2 separate regions of the Mus musculus genome follow, and region 2 is linked to region 1. The links are chromatin loops, found by intact Hi-C in ENCODE. Cell type or tissue: heart. All regions are shown on one strand. Links, peaks and the distances in the headings refer to the core of each region. The heading gives the core; the rest is flanking DNA. Region 1 holds the start of Ppp2r5b (protein phosphatase 2, regulatory subunit B', beta). Region 2 holds the start of Arl2 (ADP-ribosylation factor-like 2).

What was found. Peaks named below come from ENCODE experiments on the same cell type or tissue, not always from the same donor. Only the 100,000 strongest peaks of a DNase experiment are listed, where the experiment ranks them.
Region 2: it touches region 1 in a loop (8-fold over the local background); 19 of 42 quality-filtered maps call a loop at or near these places.

Annotation. Positions count from the first base shown.
Region 1 is chr19:6,233,581-6,238,948 of GRCm38, forward strand. It overlaps Ppp2r5b (protein phosphatase 2, regulatory subunit B', beta), which reads right to left and starts at 2,260. Exons shown (of 14, transcript NM_198168.3): 1 at 1,932-2,260; 2 at 1,053-1,519; 3 at 197-393. The coding sequence starts at 1,251. In heart, for the core only: a CTCF peak has its summit at 2,306; DNase peaks (open chromatin) are centred at 881, 1,451, 2,301, 2,741 and 4 weaker places; H3K4me3 peaks cover 2,482 bases; H3K27ac peaks cover 2,027 bases.
Region 2 is chr19:6,137,921-6,143,288 of GRCm38, forward strand. Arl2 (ADP-ribosylation factor-like 2) reads right to left here and starts at 3,217. Exons shown (of 5, transcript NM_019722.3): 1 at 3,117-3,217. The coding sequence starts at 3,181. LOC115489019 (a long non-coding RNA gene) reads left to right here. Exons shown (of 3, transcript XR_003952891.1): 3 at 1,710-3,994. In heart, for the core only: CTCF peaks have their summits at 3,353 (motif pointing left) and 3,648 (motif pointing left); DNase peaks (open chromatin) are centred at 2,011 and 3,131; H3K4me3 peaks cover 2,178 bases; H3K27ac peaks cover 2,683 bases.

The DNA.
Region 1 (5,368 bases), core at 104-5,103:
AGGCCCAGCTCACTCAAGTATAGGGACAACAGGGAGAGGAAATCCCGAGACGGTGTCGGGCAGCAGTGAGACCCAGTGGAAGTGGGAGCACGCGCCTGCGACCAAGCTGAAGTGTATGCACTTATTCCTCCCACACGGGTCCCAGAGGTAGCCTGAGAGAATTCTTGTTCCCCGAGCGAGGCTGGGCAGTGCTTACCATGCGGATGATGTCTGGGTAGACGGGCTCGATGAGCACACCCCGGGTGCAACCCACACATTCCACCAGTTCATTGAGGGCTGCACGCTTCACCTCCTTCCCCTTGAGGTCAGCCACGCAGTCCAAGAAGTCAAACATCACCCCACATTGGGCCAGTTTCCGGCTCAGCAACTCATGCAACTCAGAGGCTGGCACATCTGCGGGGAGGGACAGGGAGACCTCCTGGATCTAGCCGCCAAGGGCTCTGGACGGGATGGATCTCCACCTCCCTCAGGCTGACTTTCCAGGAAGCTTCAGCTGCCCCCATACAAGGTACTCTGGTACAGCTAGCAAACAATTCTAGTCCCATCCTTCACTCCCGGGAGGCTGAGGGGAAAAAGTGGTCCTCTCTTCTAATCCAGGATCAGAGACCTCATGACTTTAAAGCAAGATCACAACCCTGGGTATGCAAGCATTCCCCACCCCTCCCCAGACACTTACCTCCCTCAACACATGGAGCCAAAAGTAGAAATCGGGCCAGGAAGTGGGGGGTGGGATTTAGTGATCACAGGGCATCATGCCAAGCACCTACCCCAGGACCTAGGCAGCTGGCTGGACTGATAGGAGCCTCCTGAAACCTAGGCTGTGTGCCCCACCCTTGGCCCTTGCCTGCCCCTGGCACCACTTCCAGATGCCCCACCTCCAGAGATGACAGGCCAGTCAGGCCATGCGTCAGCAGAGGCCTGGAGATTGGGGGTCAGTTCCAGTGGAGTTCCTAGCCTAAAAGAGATCCAAACTCTACCAGACCTCTGCTTCTCCCTTGGTCCTCCCCTACCTTGCTTCCTTCTGGGTACCCTGGCAACCAACAACAGCTCACCTTTGAGCAGGGGCAGTGGAGTGAGCTCTTGCTGGTTGCTCTGATAGCGGAACTGAGAAGAGCTGTGTGAGCGACGGGGCCGGGCCCTGCGGAGGGACCTGCGGGAGAAGCCATCCACCTTGTCTGGTGGTGGCACTGGAGACAGCCCTGGGGAGGAGGGGCTTGTGGGGGTGCTCGCAGGGGGCAGCTTCGTCTCCATGGCCAGTGGACAACACGGGTCAATCTTTCAGAGCCCAGGGGGCTCCTTGTGGGTCTGGAGTAAGTTGAATGAGGCCACACACACTAACTGGGACCCATCCTGTCCAGCATGTTTCAGGGGGTGGGGGAGGCACGGCCACAGTCCTGACCCCCCCAGGGCCTCTGGCAACTGCCCAGTCCTGGGGGGGCAGGTAAGGTAGAAAGGCAATGGCTCAGGTCTTTCCTGGGGATCCAGAAGAGTTCCAGTCAGGGTTCCCACGCTGGCTCTTCTGAGAAGTCAGGTTAGAAAGGTCAGCAGGAGAGACACAGAGAGCAGGTCGGTTCTTTCCAAAGACAGCCCGCGTGGTGCAGTTGCTCCCTTACTTCTTTTCCCTCCTTCCCTCGCTAGACCCCAAAACAAGGGCGCAACCATGCCCCTCCCTTCTTCCAGGCCCAAGCTCTAAAGTAGCCCCTCCCCAAATACGGCCTATGGCTACTACTCAGGATGGGGACTCTATTAGCATCCCCAGATCCTTACAGCAGTGTGACTCCAGCTCCACTAATGTCTCCTGTCTCAGTGCACTCACCCAAAAAATGAGGGTCCTGTTCTCGTGCACCCCCTTTCAGACCCTAGCATCTCTCCTCATATCCCGCTCCTTCCTGGTCTCCAAACCTCAATGTGGTATTGGGGTACACACTCACTTCTCAGAAACCCAGACTTTGGTCGCCGACCCTAGAGGTTGCCTCGGTGGAAGAGACGACGGTTCAAGGGTCCTTAGCGGTGGTTCTGCCGCTCGGGGCGCTGGGGCTGGGCGGCGGCGCTCCTGGGTTCGCTCCCAGGCTCTGGGGGTGCTGGAGCATGCCCCCAGCTCAGCCCCAAAAGGGGTCGGGCACTCGGTGGGCTCTGGGCTGGGCCCCGGCAGCACGCGACCCTCGGCAGATATCCCGGGACTCAGATCAGCGCGGTGCAGCGCAGCGGGAGCCCCGGCTCGCTGCGCACCGGCACCCGCCGCCCAGCTGCTCAGGATGACATCAAGTCACCTCCCCCCCTCCCGGCCCGCACCTCCCTCCGCTAGGGGGGGCTGCGTCAGGGAGGACTCGGGGCCTCTGGGAAATGTAGTCCCCACCCTGCTTAAAGGAAGCAACCGAACTTTACGGGTAACCTCGGAGCTAGGGGAGGAACTCAGTACTTCCGAGAAAAGCTGAGGATTTTAAAACCTGCAAGCAGACTGGGGCAGAGTCCAGCTCAGAACTGGACTCCCGAATTCTGGAAGGGACACTGTGTAGGGAAAGAAAAGGACTCGGTGTTGGAACCTGCTAATGCAAGACAGAGTCCTACCTAGCATGATGTGCCAGGCCCACAATTTGGTCTGAGCCATCTGTCCCTCAGGCCATCCTCTCTCCTCATACTCAGCCCAGATTGAAGCCGGACACTTACAAAACCCCTTGCATCCGGCGTTGGAGGGGTTAACAGTCGGGTTTGCGTTAGCGCCTGCTGGGAGGGGTGTGGTTCACTAGAGGCTCTTGGGAAATGAAGTCCATTCTCCCGGCCTGCAGTGCCCCTCCTGTCACTTACTGTCCATGGTGACATCATGGTCTGTAGTTTAAAGGGACAGCCCTGGGATGCCAAAGCAAGGAGGGCAGAAGGTGCTACCCTGGAGCTGCCCCCATCCTAAGGCACAGTACCTCCCAGCTCCTCTGGTGCCAAGATGTGCCTTGGAGAGTGGGGAGTTCTTGATCAAAACCCCATTGCTGGGTATCAAAGGCTCAGCTGTATTCCAAGAGTTTGGCATTCTGGCCAAAAGTTCCCAGCCTGCAGTCCCGGGCTCCCTTCATAGTACCTGGTCGCCAACACTCTATTCCCTACAATGACTGTGAGACCTTTATCCTGAAGTTTTACCTAGGTGACAAACTGGTCCTTGCTGAGCAGCAGGAGAGAGAGAGCAATGAGGTTGGGGGAATTGGGGTGCTTTTTGGCCCCACCCATTTATGGACCCTGGTGATCACTTAGTGCTGCAAAAGAAGTCTGTTTACCTAAGAAGTGCCCACCTTAGAGCAACAAACAGCCAAAGCCTGTATCGAGGACACTGTTCTAGAGTCTAGCACCTCAATGGATGGGTACCCAGATCAAGCGATGGCTACCCAGAGACAGTACTCCCTTTGCTCAGAGATAGCAGATCTTCACTTCCCGTTTTGCTCTGTTCTTCACCTGCCAGACAGAACAGGAACCCCTAAACTACCACTTGGCCCACCTCCAGGGCTCAGACATGGCTTCCCTCCCCCTTACTCCCTAATAATAAGCCGGGAAAGCCAGACCCACAGAGCCTCTTCCCGCCAGACCAGAACCCAGAGGCCAAGGCAGGAGGGACGCCTTGCTGCCTGTGACAAGGTAGTGCTCTCCACAGACTCTCGGCTGCAGTGTTCAGGCCAGGCTGCCCAAAGCCACCCATGCCTGGCAGGGGCCTAGATGATGCAGGAAGAAAACTAGTGGAAGAAAATGGCTTTGGGATTTTAAATTTTTGATGCGGAGGATGAGGTGAGGCTTCCCACAAGCAGAGCAAGAGCTTCCTACTCACCTCAGAAGTAGACTCGCTTTCAAACAGGCATTGCAAGATAACGGGTTAAAAAGTATTTTCTTACTCTTTTTAAACTTGGGGGTTGTGTTTGTTTGTTTGTTTGTTTGTTTGTTTGTTTGTTTTGAGACAGGGTTTCTCTATAAAACCCTGACTGTCCTGGAACTCACTCTGCAGACCAGGCTGACCCCAAACTCAGAGATCTGCCTATGTCCCAAGTGCTGGGATTAAAGTTGTAAGCCACAATACCCAATTCTTTTCACACTCTTACTCTTAGCAAAGTGTCATTGTATTTATTTATATCTTTCTGTGTGCCTGTGCTGATGTTATTCTAGCTGCCCTGGGACTCACTGCTTGGAATTTGTGAGTGACCCTCTTATATTTTTGCTCATTCTTTACAATTGTAGACTGGACAAACTGTAGATTGGAACTCATTATACAGACCAGGCTGACCTCAAATTCACAGAGATCTGTCTGTTTCTGCCTCTTATGCAGGGTGTGGTGTGCCACTACCACACCCTGTATACATACTTACACAGTTTGTATATTTTGACCCAGGGTCTCTTTATATAGTCCTGGCTTTTCCTGGAACTCACAATGTAGGCCAGGCCAGCCTGGAATCCACAGAACCTTTCTCTGACTAGCAGGTGCTGAGATTAAAGGTGCAGGACAACCAGTCTGGTTATTTCACTTTGTAGCCCAGGCTTACCTAAAGCTCACAATGTAGCCCAGGCTGGTTGATTCACAGCCAACCCTCTGCTTCTCTTTCTCAGCTGCTGGGCTTGCAGGTGTGAGCTACTACATCTACTTTATTAGTAGTAGTTAATTTTAAAATTTATTTATAGTTAATCTTATTGATTGACTGATTGATTGATTGATTGATAGCCCAGGTAGCCGAGAGACCATTAGCCTTTAAAAAAATTTTTTTTAATTTACTGTATATAGATGACTACACTGTAGCTGTCTTCAGACACACCAGAAGAGGGCATTGGATCCCATTGCAGATGGTCGTGAGTCACCATGTAGTTGCTGGGATTTGAACTCAGGACCTCAGTGCTCTTACCCTCTGAGCCACCTCTCCAGCTGGCCTGAGCCTTTTATGTCGCAGAGGATAACTTTCAACTTGATTCTTCTGCCTCCACTTCCCAGTGATGACAAATTTGGCGTCACCGAGTCCAACTCACTTCTCTTGGATGCTCTCTAAAGACCCTACTACATAATGAGCGGCCGAGCTGCCATCGGAACAGAAAGGTGGAGGATGTGAACAAGTCAAAGTCACAGCCCAGTGTGAGTATTTGTTTAGTGTGTACAAGGACCTGGGTTCAATCCCCAACACTGCTAAAAACAAAACAACCCAAACAGCAACAAATAACAAACAAAAGAATAAGTAAAATAAAAATAGAATCTCCTGTTGGGCCTGATGTAGCATGCCTGAAGTTTCAGCACCCATGATAAATGACAGCAGAGGATTAGGAGTTCAAGGCCAGCCTTGACTACAGCTTTTGAGCAGCCCAAACTATCAGACCTGGTCTTGAAGCACAGAGATTAACAATTTGCATTTGGCTT
Region 2 (5,368 bases), core at 281-5,280, 95 kb before region 1:
TACTTTCCTACTGTATGTAGAAGCAAGTTGAGCACGTGCCTGACCCATAACTGGCTTGAGATAAATGTAGAAGTATGAAAATGGAATTCTATCATGTTGACCAACTCAAAATAACTTAATTTACGCATCAAATATTGAGTGCCTATTAAGTGCCAGGCCCCCTCTGATGTTGGGGGACAAACTCATCACCCTTATGAAGCTTAAACACTAGCAAAAGTCTAAGTAATGGGGCTGGAGAGATGGCTCAGCAGTAAAGAGCACATGTTGCTCTTATAGAAGACCTGGGTTCAGTTCCCAGCATCCACCTGGTGGTTCACAACCAAATGCTGACCTCTGTGGGCACCAGCCACTCACCCCAGTGTACAGACAAAGTTCTCACATCCATAAATAAGTGTTAAAAAATTAAAGACTAGGGCTGGTGAGATGGCTCAGTGGGTAAGAGCACCCGACTGCTCTTCCGAAGGTCCGGAGTTCAAATCCCAGCAACCACATGGTGGCTCACAACCATCCGTAAGGAGATCTGACGCCCTCTTCTGGAGTGTCTGAAGACAGCTACAGTGTACTTACATATAATAAATAAATAAATCTTTAAAAAAAAAAAATTAAAGACTAAATAAAGCAGAAGAGAAGGTTGGGTACTTGGAACCAGTGAAGGACATTCCTGGAAGGAATGGCTTTCAACTTAAGATACCAGACAAGGCTCTGTGGGGTCTTGAGGCCCAAAACAGATGGGCCCAGCCTTCTGAAGGACCAAGTAAAGGGCAAGTATCTAGAGGTGGCAACCACCTTCATCTGTCTCTGGAATGATCCACAGCCTCCGTTGCAGAGAACAAGCCAATAGGTGAGCTCAACCGCAGGTGAGACTGTGGGGCAGCCAAAGCCTGAGCGGAGGGGAGAAGGGACAGGCTCTACATTTAGGACCTCTTCCTACTCACTTGACTCTGGCTCTGTGACTCCCACCTTTGAGAGGCACGGGTGAATACCTTCCACCTTCTGCAGCCCAACTCTCACCTTGGAAAGCCAGCAGATTGTCTTGTCAATCCAACAACATCCACTCTTCCATCCCTTCTCCTCTCATCACCAAACTCTCGCCTCACGCCTCGAGTGCTGCGCACTACTGCAGCAGAACCTGTCTCCACCCACTCCCCCACCATCTGCTGAGTCGGCCACAGCTTCCTCTGGGGTGCATCCTGGGAACAGGTGTTATACTCCATTGTACCAACTTCCATCTTTTGGCTTGTATTGTTTTTGTTTGTTTGTTTGTTTTCTTTTGTTTTGTTTTTTTTGTCTGGAACTCTATGTAACGCAAACTGGCCTCAAACTTGTCAAAGTTCTCCAGCCTCTGCCTCTTGAGTGCCAGAACTACAGGCATGTAACACCATGTTGGACTTTTCCTGCATTTTGGTTTTTTTTTTTTTTGAGACAAGGTCTATGTAGCCTTGGCCGGCCTGGAACTTGCTCTGTAGACCGGGTTGGACTCAAGCCCGTAGATTCACCTGCCTTTACCTTCTGAACGCTGGCATTCGAGGTGTTCGATACCATGCTCATTTTTTGTTTGCTTAGAATATTTTGAGTTTTTGCCTACACGAGGACCTCAGGACTGAAGTTACACAAGGCTGTGAAGCACCAAGTGGGTACTGGGCACTGAACCCCTGTTCCCTGGTTCTTCACCACTGCACCAGTTTTACTTAGCCTCTTGCTTTCTACAGGTCTACTGTTAGCAGACTGGCTCCTGATGCTTCCTGAAGCCTCACTTTGCCAGGTAGGTCTCCGAAGACCCCCTTACTGCTCTCCACTGGCCGGGTGGCCCAGCTTCTGCTCTGCTCCGGGCGCTGCTGCTCTTTCCTTGGCCCTCTCCCAGACCCCATCCTGTTACCCTCATCTGACTTCACACAAGCGTCTACACCTGGGTCTCAGCACTCCCCAGCTGGGCCATCCCATGATCGTTTCTAGGCTGATGGCTGCTACCTACCTGCCCAACAGTCAGGGTTGGTGTCTTCCCAGGGACATGCGTCTCTCATCTCAGCAAGTGGCTCCTTGTCCTTCTGAACACTCTGGCCAGAGACCAGTTCATGCTTGGCTACATCTCCCTCATTGTCTTCTCCCATTCAGCAGCAAGTCATAATACTCTCCTACTACCACCATGGTCTAAGCCACCATCCTGTGCTCCCTTCATAGTCCAGCTGCCTAAATGGCCCCAGCCCATGGGCTCTCCCTCTCTCCAGCTCTTTCCTTCTCAACCTTTCTTGAACATGCCTGTCTTATCCTCCTCCAGGGCCTTCGCACTTGCAGGTCCTCTGCTTACGTTTTCCCAGCTCTCTCTACCTCCTTGTGGACTCTATTCTTCTCATCCTACACTACATATCTTACTTGCTTTATCAATTTTTTCTCCCCTTTCATCACAGAATATCTGAAATGAAGCCTTTTTCGCTTCCCTGTTTTACCGAATTCCCTAACATAGGTGCTTGGAGGTCATCTAATGAGTGTCTTTCTCAGAATTGTCTAAAACACGCACGAGTGGTAAAGTTCTACGTGCACATTAAATTTCCTTTTCTCCCTCTGCTACTTTGTGGATCGCAGATGCCTAGGTGGCCCGGCACAGTGCAAGACGGGTGATGCAGGTGCCAGTTAATGCGGTGAAAGGTCGCTGGTGGCCTTAAGTGACAGCGGGACCTGTGGCCAACCGAGTCCACGCCTACTCGCAGGAGCCTAGGCGGTCCTCGAGACCCTGGGATTCCGACCCTAAGGGAAGCGCCAAGGCCTACACCCGTAGATGAAGGGGAGGGGGTCAGCGCCAGGGAGGAGCAGGGCCCACGCTCGGGCCAGCCCGAGGCAGCGTGACGTCCGAGTCACCACCACTGCGTCGCGCCTCGCAGTGATACTGGAGTCCCAAGTCTAGGCCGGGCCTTGAGACCACCGGGCTGCCTTCTGCACGCCAACCCCCACCCCGCAGAGTGGTACGGCCCTCCCCGGCCCCGCGCCGAGCAGTGGTAGCGCCGCGTGCGTGACGCACCACCGGCAATAGGTACCCACGGCGGCCGCGCCCCCCCACGCCCGGCTCCGCCCACCCGGCGGGCCCCGCTACCCTCGCGACCGCTCTAGCGCTCGGAGGATACAGCATGAGCAGCCGCAGCTCTCGCTCTTTCTGCTTCATCTTCTTCAGAATGGTCAGAAGCCCCATGATCCCGTAGCCCCCTCCCGGCCGCCGTTTCTTCTAGTCCCGGGACCCCGCTCCCGTCTCCTATTGGCCAGCCTGGCGCTTGTGGCCGCCCTCGTTGTCACGTGACCACAGGAGTGCAGGGCGTCGCCCCCTAGAGGCGCTGCGGCGACTTTGAAGCCTGCTGCGTTAACCCTTGTCGGGAAGGCAGAGGGTTGGTGGGGACAAGGGAGAAGTCCCTAAGCCTTCCGACTCCGAGGCCTCGGTCGGATGCCAGACAGAGGCTGACTTTCTCGAGCAGTATCTCGTCTGGGTAGGGAGTAGCCGCGAAGAGATTCTGAGCTAGGAGTCGGAATCTGGTTCCACAAAGAGCTGACGAATCATCCGGGGACTGTAATACGGTTCCCACCAGTGCATCTTGTGACTTCCATTCATTTACCAGTGACGGAAAACCGTTGGTCCTGGTCCGGGACTCTGTCGGAAATGGCTCTGTGCGTTCACTTGAGGATGATGACTCCCCCTAGGGGCCATTTCTAAATGTGCGGACAGTATGGCCTCCTTGGGTTGTTTAGAGTTCCAAGCTCCCCGCAATGCAGGGACCAGACCCGCACAAAGGATTGAGTGCTATCTAGGACCCTATCAGGTTGAGACGCTCTATCCCAACTGTTAGGATAAAACTGGCAGGGCAGAGCCTGTCTCAAAAAACAACGATAAAAAACCTGAAGCCCACCTGGTGCTTAGCCTCATGGCTGCTGGCATGTACTAGCTGTACAATCAGATTATCTTCAGTAAATGACTTTGACAAGAGTTCTTTAAAAAAAATTTTTTTTTCTTTGCTGGTTGTGTTGGCACATATCTTTAATTCCAATGCCTGGGTGGCATAGACAAGTGGATCTCTGTGAGTTTGAGGGCAGCCTGGTCTGTATATATATTGAGGACAGAAAGGGCTACACATCTGAGACCCTGTCTCAAAACAATCATCATTGTTGTGTGTAAACTCTGTATGTGTGTGTGTGTGTGTGTGTGTGTGCGCGCGCGCGTGTCTGCACATACCACTGGAGATCAGAGGACAACTTTGTGGAGCTGATTCTCACACTTTTTTTTTAAGATTAATTTATATGTAAGTACACTGTAGCTGTCTTCAGACCCCTTAGAAGAGGGCATCAGATCTCATTATAGGTTGTTGTGAGCCACCGGTGTGGTTGCTGAGATTTGAACTCAGGTTAAGAGCAGTCAGTGCTCTTAACCGCTGAGCCATCTCTCCAGCCCCGATTGTCGCACTTTTATGTGGGTTCCAGGCAGGGAATTTAGCATCAGACTTTCTCAGCAAGTTTTTTTTTTTTTTTTTTTTTTTTTTTTTTTTTTTTTTTAATTGGTGAGATTTCTCACTGGCCCAAAGAGTTAGTTTCTCTTTTTTTGTTTTTTGTTTGTTTTTGCTTTTTCCGAGACAGGGGTTTTCTCTGTGTAGGTTTTTCTCTCTTTCTTTCTGGCTGTCCTGGAACTCACTCTGTAGACCAGGCTGGCCTCGAACTCAGAAACCCGCCTGCCTCTGCGTCCCAAGTGCTGGGATTAAAGGCATGCGCCACCACTACCGGGCAGAGCTAGGGTTCTATTTAATTGTAACCATATATGTGTTCTTGAATGTGTGCACATATGCGTGTTTGTGCATGCATGGGTGCATGTGTGCGTGTGTGGGTTCCTCCACAAGGAAAATTGTACTGAGACTTTTTGTTTTTTTTAAAAAAACATAGAAGTCTTATGGGAATATGGTTTTGTTTTACTCCCAGGTGTGGGGAATGGGGCTGCTTCACAGCAGGTGATTGTGATTTGTCTCAGGCTCTAGCAGGGCGTGGTTTTGCCAGCTGTAAATAGTTTCTGCATGTATGTGATGCTTGGAATTCTGGATACTTTTCAGAGGTGTATAAACTGCCCAAAAGTGGGTTGTTAGTTGTTATTGGCAGGTTGCTATAGTCGTACACAAAGAGACAACAACAATAACAACAATAAATTAGATATTGTGATGTCAAAGATCAAACTTGCCCCCAAGGAACTCAACATACCTAATCAGCAGGAAATAATCTATAACATTGCCTTCTTTCCTACCTCTGATTTTAATTTGGGATTTCTTTCTCTCTCCTTCCTTCCTTCCTATCCCATTTTATCTTTTACCTAGTGTTAGGGGATTGAAAAGGTGGAAAAAGAAGGGTGGAA